3 separate regions of the Homo sapiens genome follow, and regions 1 and 2 are each linked to region 3. Evidence: chromatin loops called from intact Hi-C (ENCODE). Cell type or tissue: A673. All regions are shown on one strand. Links, peaks and the distances in the headings refer to the core of each region. The heading gives the core; the rest is flanking DNA. Region 1 overlaps G2E3-AS1 (G2E3 antisense RNA 1). Region 2 overlaps G2E3 (G2/M-phase specific E3 ubiquitin protein ligase). Region 3 has its middle 290 kb from the start of PRKD1.

Region 1 (8,408 bases), core at 2,205-7,204, 220 kb after region 3:
AAGGTGAGATTTCATAGTGAGAGAGAGGCCCAAGGAGCCCAACTGTTAACCTAGTGCCACAGATGAAGACATCAGGTTTTACAGACTGTCAGCCACAAGAAGAGATTCAATGAGTTCCCTGATCTGGTTAGAGAAATGCAGATGTGAGAGAGATCAGGCTTTGGTGTCTGTCACCAGACAGGTCTCCTGGTTCTGTCCAGGTGATTCAGCTGTGAGACAGGTCCCCATCCTCCCTCTCTGCTCCCCAAGAGAGGAGTAAATGTTGCTCTGTATCAAGACTTCCCAACAAGTTTAGAAGAATCTCTTTAAAATGACCCTTTTTATTTCAGACACTCAACTTGTTTTTGACTATAAAGGCAATTGCTTGAGAGGCTAAACTCCTCCAAATCACAGGGGGCCAGTTATTGCCTGTGACCTCCAGAGGGAATGAGGCTTTCTTCAGATGCGACATCTTAAAACTGGCAAATAAAAATGCCCATTTTAAACAGCAGAGACTTGAGTTAAAAGAAAATTATATTTTGATTCAACTTGCTCAAAAAACACTTTAATGCTTACCCCAGATTTGCTTTGCTTTGCAATCTAAAAACATATAAATGTGAGTAAATATGTATGTATATCTGTGTGTATATTATATTATGATGTATACATGTAAGTATATACTTGACAACATTCAAACAGGCTTTGAGAAACTTTGATTCTCTGTGTAGTGACAGGGTTCGGGATAGGGTACCCCAAAATCTAGCACCTTGGCATTTAGGAAAACAGCAGAAGCAGGACAGTCTCTCTGACCTCCTGTCCGCCCTCCCCTGAAATGTAGCATAGAAACTGGACTCCCCCTCCTCTCTTCTCCCCCAGTGCAAGCCATAAAACCTAGCTGATCTTCTCCTGAAGTAGGTCATGAGACCCCCATTCCAAAGGGGTCCTCCCTATACCAAGAGGAAATAAATGCCTGAAGACACAGAGGCACATAAAAGAATCTGAACAGGCCTTGATAATTCCCCCCAGATTATTATTATTATTAGGTCTTATCCTTCATCCTCCAATCACACTTTTGCATGACTATCCATAAAAATGCACCGGGTTTCCTGTTTCTTTGGGTCTTCGTTTCTGAAGGCGCTTGTACCACATGAAGCTTATATTAAATAAACGTGTATGCTTTTCTCTCATTAACCCATCTTTGGTTATAGAGGCCTCTCAGCCATAAGCCTTGTGGTGGGTGAGGAAAAAGATATTACTTTTATCCCCTACCATAGCTAAGTTTTAAAAGAATATTCTAGAGAGGTCTAATTATGGTTTAACAAATTAGGACAGTATAGGTCAGTTTCAGTTCACTGTTGGCTGGGATTCCAGTGTTTTCATTATGCCCTGGCTTTATTTTTATAGTAATAATCAGGAAATCATTTAACCCAGATATTAGCCAAATGTCTCATCAAAGAAAATATTTTTGCTCAGATAGCTTTGCCTTTATCATTACTCTCTCCTTTTTATGAAAGTACCATTCAGTTTACATTAAAGATGTAAGATATAACAGACAGGAATAAGAAAAGGGGCAACTCTGGGACAGAGAAATGTTGAGATTTGTCCCAAGCATTGTTCAGGCAACACTACTCTGCAAATAAGCCCTTTCAAGACCCCAGTGCACCAGGCATTCTGCACACTTTCACATCCAAATCAATTCTAGTCTATGCCATATACCTACACAATTCAAGTTCTCATCGTCGTATTGGTAAAACAAATAGTCCATGGTATTTGAGACTCAGATATAAAAACCATTCTATATAAAATGATGACAAGTAACATGAAGAATAAGGCAATATTATATTCTTGAATTTGTAGTCATGGAATCACTCTAACTGTCCTCGTATCAAGAGAATGCTGCTGGAAGGAAATGTGGCAGTGTGAGGTAGCAGAAAGTACACTGGCTTTGGCGACAAGTTCCCAGAGTTAGCGTTCCTTCACTCCCCCCACCCGACCCCTGTTCCCTGACACTTGCTGTGTGACCTTGAATAAGTTATTTCATCTCTCTGACTTTTTCCTTGTATGTAAATTGAAGGTATGAAAATATCTATTTATCCTATTCAAGATTTTTGTGAAGATCAAAGGAAACAATCCAGTTAAATGCCTTTTGGAAATTATAAAGCATCAATAAATATCATTGTTGCTGCTTTCACTATGATTTACAAGGCTAAGAATTCTTGTACCCTGACTAGATAGATTTAGATTTGCTTAGAAGGACGTGTTTCCTATAAAATGCATGCTTGGTCTTCCTTCAGACACTAAACCGACGCCATAATACAAGCTCATGCATTTAACTGTCGTTTCCACATAAGGTTTATTTGGGACTCATACCATCAGATCCCCTTGCCTTATGAGATGCTCAAAACACCTTTATCTATCCTAAAAATTAGAATTTCAGAAGCCATTGTGTTGTTCTCCAGGCCTAAGTACACTTTTTTCACTTATCAAAGAAAGATTATACAGCCAGAATAATTCGTATATTGCTGCCTCTTTAAGACATCTATTCATTGCTCCTGGCTTGTATTGAAACCAGATGGTAAAACCAAGACTGGAACATCCTTTGGTGTCCAGAAGGAGGCCAGTCTGGCCAAAGCATTGTCATTCCTGTCAGCAACCAGAGTCAAAAGCATTTTTATAGTTAATCATCAGGAGTGCCTACTGGCTCCAACAGGCATTCATGCAGTATTTGTCAGCGTGAAGGCTCTGTCCACACTACAGATGACACCATGTCGGCGAGAACTGTGTTTCAATATCCTTTAGCAATGAGCTGAGCAAATTTTCATGGCTGATTCCCAAAGCAAACCATAATATAAAATTTAGTGCCGGACTTCTTTTTTTACCAAATTGAGTGGATAATAATACCTTTTATTTCTAAAAACTAACCCCTCACATCAAGTTTGCCCTGGAGCATTCATTAAAACTCAGGAAGTTAAACAACTGCAGCAAATTACCACAGATAACTTTAAAGAAATTAACCCACCTTAAAACGAACTTTTATTTCAAAAGATGTGAAGCTGCAGTTTTAGACTCTGAGGGGCCTAAGTAATTTCATGGATGACAGCCGACTAGTAAAAATCCTGTCTCCACCTACAGTTGCAATAATCATTTGCAGCAAAGAGATGGTGAATACAAAAATAACATAATTGGGACAAATGCACTATGCTTTGGAGTTAAAATAGAGGAGTTTTCGTGGCCACAGAAAAGGAAGGCATTGAATAATAACACTTTAAAACATGTCGAGGGGGTGAACTGATCAGGCCTTGTATGTAGCTGATGGAGGCTATTCATCTTTCAAGTACTATCAAGAAGCAAATCCGGATATCTGGAAAGGAACATCCAAAAATGGCTTTTCCACTTCACAATAGAGGCTTGTCACCATATCAGAGTGACTCAGATGAATATTTCATATGAAAGATTCAGGTAAAGAAATTTGAAGGAGATGCTTGGGGCAGCAGAACTCAATTGCAATTACATACTAAAATATTGCAAGAGGATCTAACACAGATATGATTTCTTTATATGATGGAATTGTACAAGCAAAACAGTGTTTAGGACACAAACCACAGAAATTTCAGGTTGTAACTGATGAATACTTGCAGAAGCTAGAATCCCATAATACTGAAGCTATTCTGCCTTCCATGGTATCTATATAGTGCTTATAATTCATGGTTTTTTCACCAAGCAAAGTAAGATGAGATTTATAATGGCAACCCTAATATTCTCTAGTTCATGGAAGTTAAGATACCTGATGCAATGCAGATTGATTTGTTTTGGGTTGATAACATTTGAAATGTGATGATCAATGTCATTTATCTTCCTCTGTTTAAAAATGTTGCAGAAATTACCTAAGATATGTGGATGCTGATGGGAGCTTGCTGATTTGGTTTGGTCTTCATTGTTTCTGAACGAAGAGTGACTATTTTATCACAAGTAAACCCATGGTTGTCATCTGTAATGCTCTCTATTATTTTTGAGTTTTTACACTGAGAATATGTTATAACAGCCATCTAAAAGGACAGAAGAAATTTAAAATTAGGCATTTTAGTCATAAATCCTGTGAACAGGAATTATTTAATAGCCTCTGCTATTTTGAAAGGGCAGCAATTGAAAAAAAACATTTTAGAAAAAGAAACAATCTAAAAAATTTAGTCAGATTTTTGTTTACAAACTGTTGTGTTATGGCTTGTCCCGTGTGAAGTTTAAGAAAAATAGTACCACACATCTTAAAAAACCAAACACCACAGTAGAGAGCAATAATGTAGAATATAGTACAAAGGTTTATTTCCAAGAGCCCACTGCCTAATTTAAATGTCTTTTGACTGGCCAATCATTTTCACTGGTATGCCAAAATGACTGGAAACAAGCTTCCTCTAACCCCTCACTCTAGTTATTAACTGAGCCAATCAGAAAAAAAAAGACCGATTTTTAATCTACACAGTAAACAGGTTCATACATTTAAAGAAACATGGCTCTCTTAGCTGCCCTTTGTTAGATTAGAGAAAAGAAATCTATTTCATCCTCAAGGAAAAGTTATTTCCTTTGTTTTCTGACATATAAAATGAACTATAAACAGCTTTACCGTAATAAATTAAAATGTCCTAAAAATCATCCCAATACTATAAGAGATTTTTATTCATTAACCATGACTAAAAGACATTCAATGATGAAAGCTATATTAGGCTAAAAAATATTGTTCAGAAAGGAGTTGCAGGATTCTGTCCTTTTTTTACTCCACGTATTATATAAAAGGAGAGCTGAAAATCATCTGGAAATAATTTTTAAGCATTTTAAACAGGGCCCCTGATATTAATTTTCTCCTCACATTTATATTAAGAAGCTAATAAAATATGGATTACATAAAGTCAAAAGATCCATATAAGCCTTCACTTGTTATATAAAGGGCCAGAACCTTATGTAATATGCATTTTCTTACTAATTCTTCAAATTTTAAATGCTTTGTGTGATAACGAGGAATACTGAATAATGGGGTTTAAATGTTTCTAAAAACTGAATATGCACAGAGCGTTTGAGCTACTATTGCCAGTAGTTTGGTGACATCTAGTGGAAATAGCGACTTCAGCCTACCTTCCTGAGTTAACTTTAAATCCTATAGCAAAGGGAAAGTGTTTAGAAGATGGCTAAATCATCAATTCCCTACCTTCTTTGCTAAGTAACAAGAGTGAGCGAATTTAGCTAAGCCTTCTGAAGAAAAATAAAATCCACCCCAATTACTGTGAACAAATCTGTTCTAATTATAAAATACACGGTCTTTGTAAAGAATTTGGAATACGCAAAAACATACAAGAAAATAAAATTATCCATAATCCTTCCACCCGCAAGTAAACACCAGTGATATTGTATGTCTTTTCTTCTAAGCTTCATAATATATTCTTGTTGGTGTTGTTTTTTTTACTAAGTTTGGTTATTATAAATATATAATTTTATATCCTAATTTTTTTAACATTATGTGAGCAGTTTTTGTATTTATCAGGTATGAAAAATAATCTTAGTTATGAGAGGCAGAGAACTATATCATCACTTATTTTTCAAAGTAGGATGCAGCAAGCCAACAATTCTGTGAATCCTGTATGGCAATCCATGAATGATAGAAAAACATGGTTCCAATAAAGTTCTTTTATTAGCACAATACACAAAAAGACCATGTTATTTATAGAAATGTTAAAAATGTGTTTTACATCTACAAAATTTTAAGGACTTACTATATTATCAGACACTAAGGGTATCGTAAATGAGTGAGACCCAGACCTTACCGTAAGACACGAGTAGTCTGATAGGGAAGATTTAAATATTGTTTAAGACAATGGAATTATGATCAGCCTGTGAACTGTAACAAAGGAGGGAGGTATTTAGAGAATAGGTAAATGGAAAATCTTCAAACAGAAGATAATGCCTGTGTAGGACTTGGAAAAGTGAGTAAGAATGAAGGGTGTTTCACATAGAAGAAAGCCTAGACGAAAACAAGAAGCATGGAATGGCCTGGTGTAGGCTGGTATCCCTGGAGAAAAGTCATCACTTCAGAAGATGTGACTAGAAAGGTGAGCAGAAGCAGATGGCTGAAGATCTTTATCATGGAGGTTATGAAAACCCACTAAAACTTCTTTTTTAGTAACATGATTACATTAGCATTTTATAAAATCATGCTGACTGAAGTGTGGAAAATGAACAGCAGAGGAAAAGACCAGCCAGTGGGCTGTTGTAGCAATTCAGGGGGGAGACAGTAAGGCCTGGACTAAGAAAAAGCAATGAATTCAAACAGAAGACCAGAGAGCAGAAGGCTGTTTAAGAGGGGACAATCGCACAATTCAAATATGCTGGATGATGGAGGAGGTACCAAGGATGACCCTAGTTCTGGTATAGGGGATTGATGTCTAGAATAGCATTCAGACAATTATTAGCTAAATGTTTATGATTTTTAGATTATGTGCTGCAATACAGTTTAGGATTGGACAAATCCTAATTTATTTTACCATCATATGATAAATATTAGGGAAAGGGGTGTGAACAACTTATAACACCAGTCCTAGTTACTAAGCATTTTCTTTGGCATAGAGGTCAAAGAAAAAGAAAATCTGGCATGGTCTCACCACCCTGATGAGAAAAAAAAAAAATGCCTCTACTGTAGGCACCGAGTGGTTAACGTCTCTAATTGGCCTTAGCACAGTGCCAAGACTCAGGGGGTAAGAAGAGTGCTAAAGAGGTTGGAGACATAATCAAGGAGATTCAAAAGAAAAACTAATTTCAGCTGTCACTGAGCTTTGTCTATATAGAGTGTCATTAGAAAGAGTAAATGACCTGCTGAACTCTTTGGTATTGAGAACACATTTCTAAAATGTGGAGAAAATCAAAATTACATCACTCAAAGGCTGTCTCTATATGCCTCTGTGCACCTACATACATAAAAAGTGAAGAAGAGAGAGAGCTTGTACAGCATGCAACCTGGAGACCTGAATTCCCTGAGTAATGGTTACTAGTGATCTAATTCACTAAGTCAACAAGAACTATGTATCGTGCCCTTGCCATGTGCCCAGTGCACCTTGCTGCCAGGCAGTGGACATTTTCGGCTACCACTGATGGAGTGCTCACTTTGGGCTAAGTGCTTAACAAACATTATCCAGCTTAATCCTTTCAACGGCCTATGAGTTTGACCTCATGATGCTTAGGGAGGTTAAGCCATTTGTCCAGGGTCACTCAGCCAGTAAGCGGAGAAGCTAGGGTTCAAACTCTGCTTTCTTCTGACTCAGAGCTGTACTTTTAACCATTACACTATCCTGGGTCACTGTTCTTTTGTTTTCTTTTTAAAAATCATTTTTCTTACATTGCGCTGTTATTTACTATTCCACGAACACAAAGAACCATGCATGGCACTAGCTGAATCTTAATATCGATACAGAGTTCCATCCCAACTTCAGACTTGTGGCTCCACAACTGACTAGGCAGCGTGCTCCTATTTTGTTTCAGGGCATGCAGAGCTGGTATGTGAGAGACAGGTGGCAGCCAGTTGCTATGGCAATTGCCTGTCATTAATGATAAAGGGTAATTACTGCAGCAAATTTCTGTTTCGCTTGAAAATGTGACTTGCCCCTTCCCCAAAGGGAGCACAACCCTTTATACCCTCTCTACTCACCACGGCCTATCATCTTGTATAAGCTTTACCTAGACCACTTGGCTTTGCTGCAAGGAGCTAAGTAAAGCCTGACTTCTTAAAGATTCAGGAGAAGAAATATTAGATGAGTCACAGAACAAAAAAGGCTCAGAAGATACACATTTTCCTCCTCTACAGACTGTCTAAACTTGCTTTCCCTTAATTAAGTTTGCAGGAAATAATCCCAAGTATTGCACATTTGTGGACCAAGTTCAATGACTGCTTGAATGGCCATATGTGGTCAATTACTAGATGCTAAGACTGCAAGACCACGTAATTTTTTTTTAGATGATGAATTTTTTTTATACTTTAAGTTCTAGGGTACATGTGCACAACGTGCAGGTTTGCTACATATGTATACATGTGCCATGTTGGTTTGCTGCACCCATTAACTCATCATTTACATTAGGTATATCTCCTAATGCTATCCCTCCCTGCTCCCCGCACCCCACGACAGGCCCCGGTGTGGGATGTTCCCCACCCTGTGTCCAAGTGTTCTCATTGTTCAATTCCCACCTATGAGTGAGAACATGCGAAGACCACATAATATTTTCAAACTGACTTACAGAACTATAAATCTGTGTCTCAGTATGATTTTCAAATCTTTCCAAGCCAGCTAATAACCCTTTTGATGGTAGAAACTGTGCTTTGTATGGCAGGGGCAATATGGAATGAAAAATTTCATTAGTACCTTTTAATTCAGTGTTCTATATGAGTTTAAATAGGA
Region 2 (8,408 bases), core at 1,647-6,646, 390 kb after region 3:
TACATCTCTAAGTTAGTCTAAATGCATTTATTAACTGTAGATTTGAGTAATTTTGAGTAGTATGATAAAAAGTTTACAATATAATAAGTGGATAAAGCATAAGTCAAACTTTTTATATTTATATACACAAAGAGGTACAAGTACAGTCATTTGTCACTTAGTAACAGGGATATGTTCTGAGAAATGTGTCAGTAGGCAATTTCATCATGCAAAGATCATAAAGTATACTTACGCAAACCTAGTTGGTGTAGCCTACTACACACCAAGGCTCTATGGTAAAGCCTATTGGTTCTAGACTGCAAACCTGTATAACATGTTACTGTACTGAATACTGTAGACAATTGTAACACAATGGTAAGTATATGTATATCTAAATATACAAAAGGTAATGCATTGTGCTATGACAGTATAACATCACTAGGTCATAGGAGTTTTTCAGCTTCATTATAATCTTAGGGACCACCTTAGTGTATTTGGTCATTCTTGACCACAACATCCTTATATGGTGCATGACTGTACACCAAAGTGTTCACAGTGGTTATTATGGTGGTAGGTTTATTGTGTTTTATGTTTTCTACAATAGATTTTTACTTTATATTCAGAAAAATGTGTCTTTTTTTATATTTTAGGTAAGATCTATATTTTCTACATAATGATAGCTTCTAAGAATTATATTTATCTAATGCTTAGATTTTTGGACTAATTTTTAATATAAAAAATGATGGTTATCTTATAATAATAGAAGTGTATTTGATATATTTTCATCTGTATTTACAGCTCTGAAAGAGAATCTTTACTATGAAGCTGGCAAAATGCTTGCCATTTCTTTAGTTCACGGTGGTCCTTCACCTGGTTTCTTTTCTAAAACCTTGTTTAACTGCCTTGTTTATGGACCAGAAAATACCCAGCCAATTTTAGATGATGTTTCAGACTTTGATGTGGCACAGATTATAATCAGGGTAAGCAATGTATCTGTTTATTAAAATGCACACTACATTCTAGGTATCTTTTAATGTAAATGACTGATCTGCAATAAAATAATAGTATTATCTATGAAGGAGTTAGGGATTGTAAACATATATTTCTGTTTACCAGTGGAGTTCTGAACCAGTTAAAAGATAGTTTTAAAAGTCAGATGGCTGGAGATTAAAGTGCCACGTTTAATGTTGGTAAAACCAGTTGGATAATGTGATTTTGGTCTGTGTTCACCATGGCTTGTGAATACTCCTCAGAAATACATGGATTTGCCTGCCTTGCTAGAGACAACGTGAGGCAGATTCCCTATTGCAAGCTAGAAAGCAGATGAAAGTGCACTTTGATGGAGGCCGATGGGTCTGAAGAGAGGAAGGATTTGGCTTACCAGTTAGAATACTTTTCCTTCCTTCTATAGGGAGGTATGAATGATAGATGGAGAGAAAGACTAGGCTGAATTTCTTCCAAAGGGAAACAAGTGGTAGGGATCGGGGAGGACTTAATGCGTCCGCCTAAAAATAGTTCATTTATTCAGCACTTATAATGGGACCTGTACTAAACATGTCACATGTGCAAACACTCATTTATCATAATGCCATATAAGTGTCATTGCCAACATGTTACTGCTTTAAAAACTGAGACAATGCAAGCCATTTAACTTTTCTTCCTTAACCTCCCTCCTACTTAAGCATATTCTATCCATTGTCTCAATTAACAGGCAGTGTTGTTTAATGATTAAAAGCATAGGCCTTAGCCAGGCGTGGTGGCATGTGCCTGTAATCCCAGCTACTCTGGAGGCTGAGTCACAAGAATAATTTGAATCCGGCAGATGGAGGTTACAGTGAGCTGAGCTCACACCACTGCACTCCAACCTGGGCAACAGAGGGAGACACTGTCTCAAAAAAAAAGCACAGGCTTGGAAGTCAGATTTTACTTTGAATGCCAACTCTTATAACTACTATATGTTGTGTCACTTTGGGCATATTAATCTTACTAAACCTCAGTTTCTAAATCACACAGTAAGCACTATTGAAGTGTGAGTTGCTACAGTGTATTACAACAATTCTGTTTATTTGCCCTAAGACTGCTTATCCTAACATCATGTTTTAAATTGACCCTTTAATTCTTCGTTTTTCTTTTTGTGCCCTCTTTACTAAAAAAAAAGTATATTTAAGCTTCATTGTCTCTACTTCGTATTTCCTATTTATTTCTTGTAATCAGGCTTCTGTCCCTACCACCAGTCTCAAGTTAGCTAGTTCATAGTTTATATCCAGGGAGCTAAATATCCATGTCCAAAGGCCTTTTCTAATTTTTCATCTGCTGTGACTTCTGCAATTACCACTTAGAATTTCTCTGCAATATTTTATTTAATATTGTACTTCCTCCTACTTCTGATGATTCTCTCTTCTTTAATGCTTCTTACTTCTTCTTACCCCTGAAACTTAGCATTTTTCAGTGTTGTCTTAACAGTCATCATTCTTTATTATTTGGAGAGCTTCTTCTCTCCTGTAATCTTTCTGAATGATTTACAGACCTGTATTTTTGAGCCCCCGGACTTTTATATACAGATAAGACCTGGGTCTTGCTAGCACATTGAGTCTAACATGTTTAAGATAAAAATAGTATTTTTCCCAGAATTTTTTGTTTGATTGTTTTTTGTGGGGCTTTTTTGTGTTTTTACCTGTTTGCCTTTTCTTTCCAAGAGACTTCTTACTTCCAAGCTGTCTTGGAGAGTCATTTTCATACTCCTCCATTTTCCAGTTATATGTCAAGTCACCTGCCTCTAAGACTGACTTATTGTCAACCTTTCCTTCCTGTTTCTAGTGTGCCTATTTTACCAAACTCAAATTTTCCCTAGGCTTAGACAATTAGAATGTTGTTCTAATATTCTTATTTGGGATGATTCTTCCAAAAGTACAGTTTTGACCATATTGCTTTCTTCCTCAGGAATCCCCCAGTGGCTTCTCATTGCCTGTTGAACGAAGTTGAAGCTCTTCATTAGGGCATTTAAGACCTTCACCTCTCTTCATGGCTTTATCTACTCCAGTTTCTGTACTTTTTATCCAGTGTTTGTTCATTTATTTAAGAAATACTATGTATTCTGTACTGTTTTGTTACTAAAGATAGAGTAGTGAAGCAAAGTATCTGCCTTCTTGGAATTTACATTAAGAGAGAACACAGAAGATAAACAACAAATGTAATATGCCATCACGTAGTAAAATGTATTATAATGCTAAATAAAACAGAATATGGCCGGGCGCAGTGGGTCACGCCTGTAATCCCAACACTTTGGGAGAACAGGTGGGTGGATCACCGGGGTCAGCAGTTCGAGACCAGCCTGGCCAACATGGTGAAACCCCATCTTTACTAAAAATACAAAAAAATTAGCCAGGTGTGGTGGCGCGCGCCTATAGTCCCAGCTGCTTGAAAGGCTCGCTTGAGCCCGGGAGGCAGAGGTGGCAGTGAGCCGGGATCATGCCACTGCACTCCAGCATGGGCAACAGAGTGAGACTCCATCCCAAATAAATAAATGTATACATAAATACATACATGCATACATACAACAGAATAAAAGGAGATGGATAAGGGTTGGAGTATATACAAGTTAGGTTTTAGGCTAAACTTCTGTATCTCATAGACCCAGAAAGACAGTGGCTCAAACAAGGCAGATGTTTACTGTTCTGTAAAATCCATTGTCTAGATTTTAGGGTAAGAGTTGGCAAAAAATGGCCTGTAAGTCACGTTCTGGCTTGTTGCCTGTTTGGTAAATAGTTACATTGGAATGCAGCCATGCCCATTTGCTACTGATCTGACTGCTTTCACGCTACAGTGGCAGAGTTGAGTAGCTGCAACAGATACCATATAGTTTGAAAAGCATAAAATGCTATCTGGCCCTTTATACAGATGGCCCTCTGTTTTCGAGATAGAGTTGTGATTTACAAAACCGTCTAAGGACTTGAGTTCCTTCCTCTCATTATCGTGTAACACTTAGCATTATTGTTTGCATCCACATGGTTGAAGCTTGCTCTTAAAGGAGAAAAGTGGAAGTTGAGAGCAGGGAAGTTTGACATGTTGTTTTTACTTACATCCCATTGAACAGTCATGTAGCCCCACCTAGCTGCAGCAAAAGTTTGGCTATGTGCCCAGCTGAAACTCAGGGTTGAGGGTTTGCAGGGATGAGGCAACATATACCCAATTATTACTCCGACAGGGTGTAAAGATAGTATTTTGAGCAGAATAGTCATGAAAAACTTAGGAGATTTCAGCAGAGATTTTGAATGAATGAAAAGAAGTCATGTAAATCTCTAAGAATGTTTTAGGAAAAGGAAATTGCAAGTAAATTTTCTGTTAATGGATTGTTTCCTATTTTTAACTTTCTCCATCTGTACCTTTAAGAGCTAACCTGTATGAAAGTGTCTTGCACATAAATGGCCAAGTATTTCTTTGTTTATGCTGTTCACTAAAATATTCTTGATAAAATTCTGTCCATCTTTTAATTCTCAGCTGTTACTCTTTTTCATGAATTCTCAGGTCATCTTTCTTGCCTATCTAGTACTAGGTAACTTTTCTCTTTTTTTTTCTTTTCTTTTTAAGAGATAAGGTCTCAGTCTGTCACCCAGGCTGGAGTACATTGGTGTGATCATAGCTCACTGAACCTCCAACTCCTGGGCTCAAAATCCTTCTACCTCATCTTCCAGAGTAGCTAGGACTACAGGTGTATACCACCCACACCAGGCCTTTTTTTTTTTTCTTTAGAGGGGGGCTAGCTGTGTTGCCCAGGATGTTCTTGAACTTCTGGCCTCAAGCAGGCCTCCCACCTCAGCCTCCCTAGTAGCTAGTCTTACCTAGTGCTATATAATTTTTCAATGTCAGTTATTTCCTTTTTTATAAATAGTTTCACGTAGTAAAGTGGCATTATACTCTGGATTTCTTGAAGGCAGAAATAGACAAATTTGTTGAACTGGATGATCAGACATTTATTCTAGAAGAATATTTCTTGGTTTACTTTTACTGCACCCATATGTACTAAGAAATTTGAGTATAAATTAACAAGTATCATTTGAAATGTGCATGTCACTCAAAAGTAAATGAGTAAAGTGGCTGTATTTTCTCCTTCATTACAGATAAATACTGCAACAACTGTAGCTGACTTAAAGTCAATAATAAATGAATGCTATAACTACCTTGAGTTAATTGGATGTCTCAGACTTATAACGACATTAAGTGATAAATATATGTTAGTAAAAGACATACTTGGCTACCATGTAATTCAGAGAGTCCACACACCCTTTGAAAGGTAAGTTGTTTCTATTAATATATGGCTCTTTCAAATTACATGTTTAAAGTGGTTAATTATCTTGTAATGTGAGATATATTTGGTAATAAGTGAGATGTTTTTCTCAGAAAAAAATTTAAATGCTATTTTTAAATAATAACTTAAGCCTTTTTAGGATGGTTACTGTTCTGATCATTTAATAAGCATTGTGTAGGTCGGGCATGGTGGCTCACTCACACCTGTAATCCCAGCACTTCGGGAGGCTGGGGCAGGCAGATCATTTGAGGTCAGGAGTTTGAGACCAGCCTGACCAACATGGTGAAACCCCGTCTGTACTAAAATACAAAAATTAGCCGGGCGTGGTGGTGGGTTCCTGTAATCTCAGCTACTTGGGAGGCTGAGGCAGGAGAATTGCTTGAACCCAAGAGGCGGAGGTTGCAGTGAGCTAAGATCATGCCACTGCACTCCAGCCTGGGTGACAGAGCAAGATTCCCTCTCAAAAAAATGAAAAAAGAATTGTGTAAATGTATGATGCTTTCATAGAAATAACCACTGCTTCAGATTATAATTTTTTTCTAAAAAATATTCTTTTTAAAACTCTTACCACATGAGCCAACTATTCTGTCTCTGTGCATTCATTTAATAACTATTTATTGAGTACCTTTTATCTGCTGGGTAATACATATATTGACCGTTCTTTGATTAACAAGGTATGTATGATTCCTGCTGTCCTTTAGTTTAGAACACTGGTCTAAGTTAGACAACTTATGTATCTCCTTACACTCTTACAATTTTTTTAAACAATGGAAATACACATATGAAAGTCTGTAATCACCATCCAGATCTAACACTTATTAACTTGTGCCTGTCTTGTTCATCTTTATCCTACCCTTGTTATTGACTCCAGTATTATTTTAAAGCCAATACCAGATATCATCTCAAACCTGATAAATTCATTTAAAAAAAAGTAGTATCATTAATCCATAGATTTAAATATATTTGATGTGTTTAAAATCTTTATAGTTACTATTACTACTGAAGTTTATATGTCTTGGACCAGTATAAGTCTCTTTATATTATTGTTTTTAATTCTTTCGATGTGAGCCTTAATGGTCTTTGTAAGCTTTTTTGCTATATGGTATCACAAGGTGTTTCAGACTCATTTTGTACATTTTAGCCTAAGGAACCTTTGTTATTTTTAATGGGAAATGGGTAATTCACAACCACAGTCTGGATGCTAGAGATTCTTAGTTTTGGTGGGTTGGTCATGGTATCTAGACCTTTTCATTGAACCCAAATTAGAAAATCAAGGGTTTTTAAATCTATTTTAATCTATTTTGTTTTTTTTTTTAAAATCAAACTTTTTTTTAAAGATACATTATGAGTGTGTCCTGATAATTCTAATTCAGATTCTCTATTGCATGATTTTTACTTAACATTTTCTTTGTCCTGTGTTGAGAATTCCAGTTCTTAATGACACTGGAGAATTTAAGTATGAAGCAACTATTTCATGTGATTTATTCCACATTTCATAACCAATAGTCTCAGAATAACAATACTAACATTATCAAATTGTTGTGCTTATAAGTCATTGGAATATTTTATGTGTGGCTAAAAATTGAGCATAAATTGCATTTTCATTTTTTATTTTTAGTGATTAGTTTTTATTAACATTTCATTTTATTTTAAAATTATATAAAATGTTTTATATAGTTCCAAAGTCAAATGTATAATAAGAATATATTGAAAGTATATACAAAGAAGTATAGGTTTCATCCTTACTATGTCCACCATTCAACCCTTTATGAAGTAACCATTTTGGCAACTTTTTTGTGGTTTATTCTTTTATTATTTGTTTTTCTTTTTAATGATAACAGATAAACATGTGTGTTCTTAGCTCATTTTATGCTGCTATAACAATACCTGAGACTTGGTAATTTATAAAGAAAAGAAATTTATTTCTCACAGTTCTGGAGGCTGGGAAGTCCAAAGGCATAGTGCCAGTATCTGCTCAGCATCTGGTGAGAGCTGTCTTGCTGTGTCATAGCATTGTGGAAGAGCAAGTGAGCACTCAACCCATAGGTGTGCCCTCGAAATCAGGCTGAACTTACCCTTTTTATCAGGAGCTCACTCCCACAATAATGATATTAATCCATTTATGAGGGCGGAGCCCTTGTGACCTACTCACCTCTTAAGGACCCTATCTCCCATTGCTGTTATACTGGCCATTAAATTTCAACATGAGTTTCGAAGGAACTCATTTGAAACCATAACATTCTGCTCCTGGCACTCTAAAACTCACGTCCCACTCACATACAAAAGAGTATCTGAGGAGGTGAATAGGAAATTTAGAAAGTCAGGCAAAAATGATATGTTTGTTCTTTGCTTATTAATGAAAATGTGCATTTTAAAATATTCAGTTGTTACTTGCATTTCTTTTGTTAATCATATATTTTTTGTTCATTTTCCCTATTGATCTTTCAGAAGAATTTGTATTCTTTGCATAAAATTAATTTTCTGTCATATAAAATATCTGTCATTTGCTTTATCTTAATTTCTTTTTAGCAATACATGGGTTTTAAATTTTTATGTAATGAAGATTTATCACTCTTGGTAATATCTGGGAAACTTTATTTTTATAATAATTAGCTTTGAAGTGTAAAACACTTCAGATTTTGATGTCTTTCTTACTAATAAAAACTTGTTAGTTTTGAAACTATAAAGCCAAATAATGTAGGTACATAAAATATTCATTTGATATTAATGTATTTGCTTGTTATGGATTTGAAAGTATCATGTGTAGTATATCCATATCTTCTCTTTTTCCTCACATCTGAAAATATGATTGTCTCTTGTGGGGGTTTTTTGGTTGTTTTTTAAAAATCATTAGCTGTTTTGAAAACATGCCAGATAAAATGCTGGAAATATTCCCTAATATAATACCAAACACACATGTATGAATGTTGGCTCATTATTTTTCTTCTCTTAAGTTTTAAGCAGGGTCTGAAAACCCTTGGTGTTTTGGAGAAAATTCAGGCTTATCCAGAAGCATTTTGTAGCATCCTGTGTCATAAACCTGAGAGTCTTTCTGCAAAAATCCTTAGTGAGCTTTTTACAGTACACACATTACCTGATGTGAAAGCTTTGGGGTTTTGGAACA
Region 3 (8,408 bases), core at 1,690-6,689:
AATCATGGCCAGTAGATATGGTTCTCAATGGAGAAGGTATTAGAGGTAGACTCGTAAGTCACTGGTCCCTCTAGCAAGTGGTCTTCTTTTGTTTTTTTGTGTGTGTTTGTTTGTTTTTTGAGACAGAGTCTTGCTCTGTCACCCAGGCTGGAGTGCAGTGGTGCGATCTCACCTCACTGCAACCTCCGCCTCCCAGGCTCAAGCAATTCTCATTCCTCAGCCTCCTGAGTAGCCACGGATGTTCTTTATGAGCTTAAAATGGATGGATAATTGGCCCCTGTGCAAGGGCTTAAGTTGCCTAATGCTCCTGTATCTATCACAGGCCCAAACCTGGCCATGAGTATTTATTCCTCTATCCTCCAAAGCTAAAAGCAATAATGGGAGAGAACATCCCAGCACCTTGGGAGGCCATTGTGGGCAGATCACTTGAGGTGTTTGAGGCCAGGAGTTTGAGACTGGCCTGGCCAACATAGCAAAACCCTGTCTCTAATAAAAAGTACCAAAATTAGCCAGATGTGGTGGCGCATACTTGTAGTCCCAGCTACTCAGGAGGCTGAGGCATGAGAATTGGCCAGGGGTATTCTTTATGAGCTTCAAATGGATGGGTAATTGGGCCCCTATGCAAGGGCTTAAATTACCTAGGAATGAGTATTTATTCCTCTATCCTCCAAAGCTAGTAGCAAAGTAATAGGAGAGAACATGGACAAGGGGGCTCTAACAGCATGATCATCAGCTTTATCAAGAGTGTGTTTTGTATTTCTTCCAAGAAAGTTTCTTGCAGATAGCTAATTTATTTTTTACCCTATCATATTCCAGCAGGTCTGTAACTAGAGTGGTACCCTGTACCCCATAATTGCTCCGTGTTAACAGTTCACAGATGAGTAACTTGTCCCTGGCAATTCAAAAAAGGCTACTGTAGTTTGAGATGATAGATATCCTTTTTCTCTAATAGAAAAAAAAGATGTGTGGGTAGGGAGGGAACATTATAAAAAAAAATTTTTTTTCATGTCATTTATTTGTTTACTTGTTTATTGCCTACCTCTCTCACCTCATTCTCATTAGAATGTTGGCTCCATGAGAGCCAGGACACTGCTTCTATTCATTGATGTTGTCCCAGTACTTTGCACATTGATTGGCACACAAATATTCAATAAATAATTATTAAGTAGACAATTATTTTTCCACCAGAGAAAGAGGGTCCCTTTGGACTAACAGTCCCAAAAAGGAATGGTTTGGTCCATTCCAAAACAGCTTTGTGATTAGCTATGTTTTTCTCTGGGCCTTTTACTGCTCAGAATCCCTGCCAGGGAAGAAATGCTAAAGCTCCCATCTTTTAAATATGTAGATCCCTGACATTTGGTTGCTTCATGAATTTTGCATTGCATAATGACAAGTGTTTAATTTTATAAACTGCTCCTGTAATAGATCATTTTCAAGGAGAGGCATAATCTGGAAATGCAGTGTAAAGTACTGTTGCCGAATTAGACAAATGTCTTCCCCGAGCCAGCGATCCTTTCCGTAGTAAATGTTTTCAAGCATTGACGGATTGGAAGCCATGGAAATAGTCTCAACACCCAGCTGGCTGACTGAGTCAGAAATGAGATGGCCCATGGATGCTTCTCTTTTCCAGGCTGCTGTGTACCAACCCCAGAGTATCTTGGGAGTAGAGAAAATAAAAACAATTGACTTGTTTCCTAAGACCCAAATGGACTTGCTCAGCCTGATTTTGAATTCTTTTTCCATTGCCACAAAAATTGAAGGTAGAGGTAGAAAAAGGGAATCGTGATTTCTGGGTTCTAAAAAGGATAGTTTGGTGCTTTATGGTCTATCTCAAGCATATATGCAATACCATGAGGCCAAAGAAAATGTCTCTAGAAAAGCTCGTGGTGATTTGAGGGTATAATGGGAGGAGAAGCCACACCAATGGGCCAAGTTATGGATAATCCATGCTTTGTGCTCCATGTTTCTGTCACTGTTTGGCCTCAGCAAACTCACTGACCCTCTCTGTTCCTTGGTTTCCTTGTACAAAAAATATGCTTAATATGCTTAATAGTGTTCCCTATTTAACAGAATTCTCATTAAGAAAGTTGAGATTAGCCTGGCCAGCATGGTGAAACCCTGTCTCTACTAAAAATACAAAAATTAGCCAGGTATGGTGGCAGACGCCTGTAATCTCAGCTACTTAGGAGGCTGAGGCAGGAAAATTGCTTGAACCCAAGAGGCAGATGTTGCAATGAGCCAAGATCATGCCATTGCGCACCAGCCTGGGCGACAAGAGCGAAACTCTGTCTCAAAAAAAAAAAAAAAAGTTATGAGATTAATCTTCAAAAGTCAGTGGTTGTAAAAACTGTATGGCTGTAAAAAAAATGAGGCTAGTTTCGTAAACTATATACAGATAATTCATTACAAGTATTTCAAGCAAGAGCATACTGATTGTGAGGGCACTGTGTAAGTTCAATAGGAACAATGAAAAGAAATTGGTGTGTCAAGGGTTAAATATGTAAATTCATAAGGAAGATGGGCCCAATATATTTAGTATGGCTAATAAAGAAAAGAGTTGTACCCAAAGAAACTTGCATCCAATGGCAGTTATCCACAGCCATTCCTCAGGGAAATCTATCAGTCAACAAGGCAGCCCCATGTAGAAGACAGAATCATGAACAACAATCAAGATACCTGAGTCTAAATAATTTTTATGCAGTGACATCTCATCTCAGGCATCAGACTAAGCATGCTACAAAGATGATTTCATTTAATCCTTACAACTATCCTATGAGGATGATGGTATTAGTATCCATGCTTTATAATTGAATATATTTTATACAGGTTAGGAAACTTGCCAAAGGTCACACAACTGGGATTCAAACTCCAAAAGTCAAATTCCAGGGTCACACTCCTAAGTATCATACCACACTGTTTCCTGGTAAAATAATTGCTGGTAAGTCACTTACGCTGAGTTCTTACACCTAAGGTTGGGTTGATATAATCTCTAAAGTCTTTTCCATATATAAAATAAAAAGCTTATTTAACATAGCACTAGATTGGGTAAGCCAATCTGTTTCTTTGGCAGAATATATCAACATATCCTTCTTTGACAGAATACATATATATTGATATGATAGAATACATGTCTATGTATATATTGATTTGATAGAATACGTGTGTGTGTGTGTGTGTGTGTGTGTGTGTGTGTGTGTGTGTGTGTGTATTTCCAGCTCTGTTTGTTACTGTGTCCCCACCACTGGTTGAGAGCCCATCTGTGCAGCTCAATGGCTTGCACAGCACTGATAAGAACTCCATAAATGGAACTGGCCAGGGACATTTTGGACTCATGCTTTTTGATGCTTTGCTAATTGCATAAATTCCAAACTCATGCCATCCAGGCGTCACTGACCTTTCCTGCTTCTAAGAATTCTTCTCCGGTTTTGTTGATTCCTGCCCTAGTTTCCATAGCAGCTGCTCCACATATTGTCTCCCACTTTCCAGTACCCAACCCCATTTAAATCCCCTCTCACATCTTACCCCAGCAGTTCATCTTTCTTTCAGCTTTTCTGAGACTGGTGTTCCTAGAACCCTTCTTTTTCACTTGACAGAATTTCTTTAAATGTTCATGATTCCTTTTCTCCCTCCCACACACTTAAAGGGAAGCAGCATCCGTCTTTCTTCCTCCGTCACTCCATCTTATTGAATCTTGTTATATTATTTCTCCTTTCTCTTATGAATTCCATCTCTTGTTCTTTTCCCCTTTTGTCTAGGAACATACTCAAGCCAGGGGGTTATATCAGTACAGGACTTTTAACTAACACTGTTGAAGATATCCTATGTGCCAGATATTGTATTAGATAATATGCACATGATACTGTATTTAGTCTTCACAGTAACCTCAAAAGGTCGATTTTATAATTGGCATTTTGTATGAGAGGAAATTATGCTTAAACACATTAAGTAACTTGGCCGACGTCATGTACGAAATAAATGGGTAGTGCCAGGATTTAAACCAAGTTTCATTCCAACTTGCATGTTCTTTCCACTGTATCTCACTTGTTTCTGAAACTAAATAAATAAACCCTTTCCTGCAACCCTGCTGCGTTAAGCTCTCATTTTGTCTTTCACTGCCAAACTGGAGTTAAATACTGCAAGCATTTATTAAACATTAGTTATGTTCAAGTGACCGTGCTATATACTTTCCCCGGAGGAAAGACAAAGATAAGTAACATCATCCTTAGCTTCCAGAAGCTTACAACCTAATAACCTAATCCGGGTATCAGATATGTAAACAACAATAAAATGAGACAGGAAGAAGTGCTAAATAAAGTTACCAGAATCCTCTGAGGATACAAATAAAGAGAAAATAACTCGAACTAAGGGACGGTCAGAGCAGAGAATTTCATAAAATAGCTTTTGAGTCATTCAAACCACTTTCTATTGACCTGCAATTCAACCTTGGGAATGTGTCTTCTCCCATCTCTTCCTTTGTGTTCTCTCACTCCCAGCCTACACTATCACTGCACCTTCGAAACTGATCTTCCCACCTCCAACTTTTCCCACTTCAGTCCAGCCTACAAAAGATCCTTGCTGCTGAGTTGCCCTCATTATACCCAACTCAGATTCACCACTCCCTGAATAATACTTTGTGTGGCTCCCTGCTGCCTGCTAAGTAGGAATATATTTATTTACTTTATCCTCAATAATCATAGGCCAACCATATGAAGTTGTTATAAAGATCAAACAGATAACATATGGGCCAAAAGTGTGAAAACCACAAATCATTTTAAAGATAACCTAATGATTACTATATTATGTATCCTACACTTGGACCAGTGTCTGTTTCCTGAACCCAGTCATGGCCGTAGCTCACTGCTGTTACTATAATGACCTCGTTCCTCCTTTCTAACTGTAAAATTCTATTCTATATGTCTCTCAAGGCCCAGCCATAAAAGCTACAGTCTTAAGAAAACATTTTCTCACCTCTCAATGAAAATGTCCTCTGGCTTCTCTGGACATCCTCAGAGCTTTACTTCCAACTTTTCCAATGCGTGTGTCACAGCAAGCCAAATATTATAGATGGTTGAGCATATGTTACAGTTTCCTTGGTTAATTGAAAGCTATTTTAAGGCAAGAACCATTCCATTCATCTTCACAAGGTTTGTGTGCCTAGCACAGTGCCTTACCTAAAGTAGGCACTCAAATATCAATTAAATGGAAGATTAAAACAGGAGGTTATGTTACTCTGTACTGAAATAATTTCAACAGGAGCAAAGGGAAGAATTTTTCATCCATCCTTTTCTGGGATTTAAAGCAAGGCATGAGGATGCAGAACATGCACACCCATACCAAATAACACCAGCGTAGTGGCCATAATGGGGAGGAGAAAAACCCAAATTGACTGGCCCCAATCTTGTGTCTGCCCTTCCAATTCTTATTTTTCAGGACCGAAGAGCCACTGGAAAGCCTAAATGGCAATCATTAGATTTGCCATCTTTCTCTCAGAAATTCAGAATTCAGAAATGGGAGCTATTTTGAAAATCAAAATGAGTAGCTGAAAGTCTCAGCTAAAAGCACACATTTTTCTATTACTCTCCTCGGTTCTCTCTCTCCCTCTGTGCTGTTTATCTCAAGTAACTAGGGGAGCTTGTTTAAGTGAAATCTTGTTATAAACAGTTAAGTCGAATGATGCTACTAGAAGAAGGCTGGGCACAGAGAGATCTGTGACCATGGTCAAAGCCAAGAGTCTCCTTAGTATAGTCCAGAGAGATCAGTTCACTTGGCCCCTCCAAGCTGGTGGTGACTCAAAAATCAGGCAGAAAGCCAGAGGATATCTGGGTTCTGACTCATGTAAACAGGAAACAGTGCCAAAGGCCTCCAGCCAGCCCCAGGTGTGCAGACTGCAGACCTGCACTGGCTTCTCATTGACCTGCAGTTGGCACAGCGTTATCTACAGGCTCTGTCATTATTACTGCCATGACTGTGTCATGTTTGGAGAGCAGATGCCTCCTCTCCCCACTGTCACTTGGAATTCACAAGAGGGCTGAAAAGCATGCCTGATCAGCTTAGGCAGCGGAATTCTCTGCTCTAGCCAGACTTTCTAGATTGATATCAGCTTTTATTATCTTATCATCTTTTCTCAGAAAATTCAAAACGTTTCTCATTGTCCCAATCCCAGTTACTCTACTTCCCACATAACCTCTAGCAAATAATTTACATCTCTAAAATGCCCTGTCTTTTACCTTTGCAGAAGCTGATAAGATAGTCAGAGATGGTGTGTAGTCCTTCTCTTTGTCCATATTGTTAACAATAAAGTTAGTTCTCAAAGATGCACAAAACCTCACACCTGGGAACAGAGTCACTGTAAGGAAATACAACTTTTATCTAAGTTCATTTCTGTTTACCTTGGCTACCTCCCATTTTTCACACTCCAGAAAGAAAAGAAAATTCCCAATCAGGTTCTTGCCAGAACCCTAGTACAGGGCAGGAATGAGGACATGGGCAGTGCCAGGGCAAATTTTTGGCTCCATGGTTGCAACTTGGCAGCATCGCCTTCCAAACAAGAAACAATTGCATAAACTTATATGGTTTCAAAAGGTTTAAATGTTTGCCAGGCGTGAAAGGGAGAAAAAAAAAATCATTTCACAGAATTCCAGCTCAGCGGTTCTAAAAATGATGAACCTTCTAGCTTCCAACTATCTGAGACCCCTGCCCTCTAAAATTTCCTGCCACATTTCTTGGGACCTCCTACATTCTCAGGAACCCTGGTGGCAATTGTTTTGCCTAAACCATGTCTAAAGAGTCCTTGGAGACTGTTATAACCACCCAAGTCCTCTCTTCCACTAGGAAGCCACCTCTCACTCTCCCATCTTAAGGGATACCCCCTTAAGATACCAACCTAATGGGGGTATCTAATGCCTGGCTCTGCCTCCTTCCTCCTACCTGAGGATTGCCTTCCATTTGGAAGGCCTGAGCCATAAGCCATGCAGACCAAGCATTTCTGAGCTTCTCGTGGTCTCTTCATTAGAGGATTTATGGAGCTGGATTCACTCCGAATATCCTATTATGTTCCTCAAGAATTTTGGTATCCAACAGGGAAGGGAGAAGATTGGAATTCACCTACTTGGCCCCAGAGCACCTCTTCCTCTTAGACAGCTGGGTAGAAAACATCTTGCCACAATGACTGAAGCCTGAGGTGGCCAAGGATAGGGTTTGTGAATGCCACACAGCCTGGCAGCACTGGCTGAAAGTGCTCTGTCTCGCCTATAAGTGGAGTGATCGAGACACACTTGGAGATCCATGGAATACTTTTTCTTACTATTTACTTGCTTATTTATACCTACTGCTCTGTGTTCTGAAAAGGATATGAGATAGACTCAAAAATAAATACAGTAAATCATGCTAAAATAATAAGAGGCAGTGAGGGTCGAGTATTTAAAAAAGAGTATAAAAACGATAGAAAGCCAGGGGAAAGATTAGCACAGAGAAATACAGGCTATAAAGTTTGCACAGCTCCTAGAGGTGGGCTACAAATGTGGCTGTGAGCTTGTGAGCAGCCAAACAAAGGAAAATATGACATGATTCATAGTGTCTATTATATAAAAATAACACAGTTGCTATCAAGAGACCAGGCCTTTCCTAGTACTGAGATCAGAGAGGAATGTCTCCCCGGGGTCCACATCAAGAGAACATTGTGTGCTGCACCTGAGACAAATAGAGCAAATTTCATGTGACTTTGCTTCCCAACTTCTGTCAGTCTAGAGGATGACACAACAGCAAAGCACAGCTCAATGGTTTTGCACAGCTGTCCAAAATCATTCTTGAGAAGAAAAAGTAGTAAATAAAATTCTTAAAAAATCTCCTGGGAGGGTAAAATAAGATGCTCAAATTATCCAGCTCTCTTGTGGTCTCAACTGATCCTATTGGAAAATGTTTAAATATCTGGAGAAATGAGCAATATGGAAACTCTTCAAGCCATTCTGTTCTTCAAGCCTTCAAGCTACACTATTTCTTTCAGCTGTGAGCATTTGGTAAGAGTTGGGCGACAGAAAGTTTGAGATTATATTTTCAGCAAAAACCTGAGAAGCCAATAGTCGCTCATTAAGAACAGAGCGATAAATTTTGGCTATCAACTAAGCTGAGGTGAGAGTTGGGGGGAGGATCAAGTCACCCTATTTAAAAAAAAAAAAAAAAAAAGAATGAGAAGAGTGTTTTCTATGATATGAGGTAGACCAGCTGGCCATAAGTAGGTAAGCCAAGCAACTGTGGCAACCCAGGACCAAGGTAATTGTGAATTAGATCTCTATATCTTTAAACTTAAGATCTAAAATCCTTGGTTAATCCCAGCTCCAACCAAGCAGATAATACTTTCCATTTTTCATGGATATATTTTAAGAATGACTGTATTTTAATTATAGGCAAGA

Evidence for each region. Peaks named below come from ENCODE experiments on the same cell type or tissue, not always from the same donor. Only the 100,000 strongest peaks of a DNase experiment are listed, where the experiment ranks them.
Region 1: a loop joins it to region 3, with 2.2 times the contacts of the local background. A loop is called at or near these places in 5 of 110 quality-filtered maps.
Region 2: a loop joins it to region 3, with 4 times the contacts of the local background. A loop is called at or near these places in 3 of 110 quality-filtered maps.

What each region holds. Positions count from the first base shown.
Region 1 is chr14:30,438,528-30,446,935 of GRCh38, forward strand. All of the region lies in intron 3 of G2E3-AS1 (G2E3 antisense RNA 1), which reads right to left. The region is part of intron 3 of LOC112267868 (a long non-coding RNA gene); the gene reads right to left. Among named protein-coding and RNA genes, the nearest start is that of G2E3, 120 kb to the right of the region's middle. In A673, for the core only: a CTCF peak has its summit at 5,082 (motif pointing left); a DNase peak (open chromatin) is centred at 5,074; H3K27me3 peaks cover 1,992 bases.
Region 2 is chr14:30,607,111-30,615,518 of GRCh38, forward strand. It overlaps G2E3 (G2/M-phase specific E3 ubiquitin protein ligase), which reads left to right. Exons shown (of 15, transcript NM_017769.5): 12 at 778-959; 13 at 5,097-5,269; 14 at 8,239-8,408. Among named protein-coding and RNA genes, the nearest start is that of SCFD1, 11 kb to the right of the region's middle. In A673, for the core only: a CTCF peak has its summit at 4,081; DNase peaks (open chromatin) are centred at 3,781 and 4,101.
Region 3 is chr14:30,217,705-30,226,112 of GRCh38, forward strand. No RefSeq gene overlaps it. Among named protein-coding and RNA genes, the nearest start is that of PRKD1, 290 kb to the left of the region's middle. In A673, for the core only: no CTCF peak of the experiment used is centred there; a DNase peak (open chromatin) is centred at 4,077; H3K27me3 peaks cover 1,535 bases.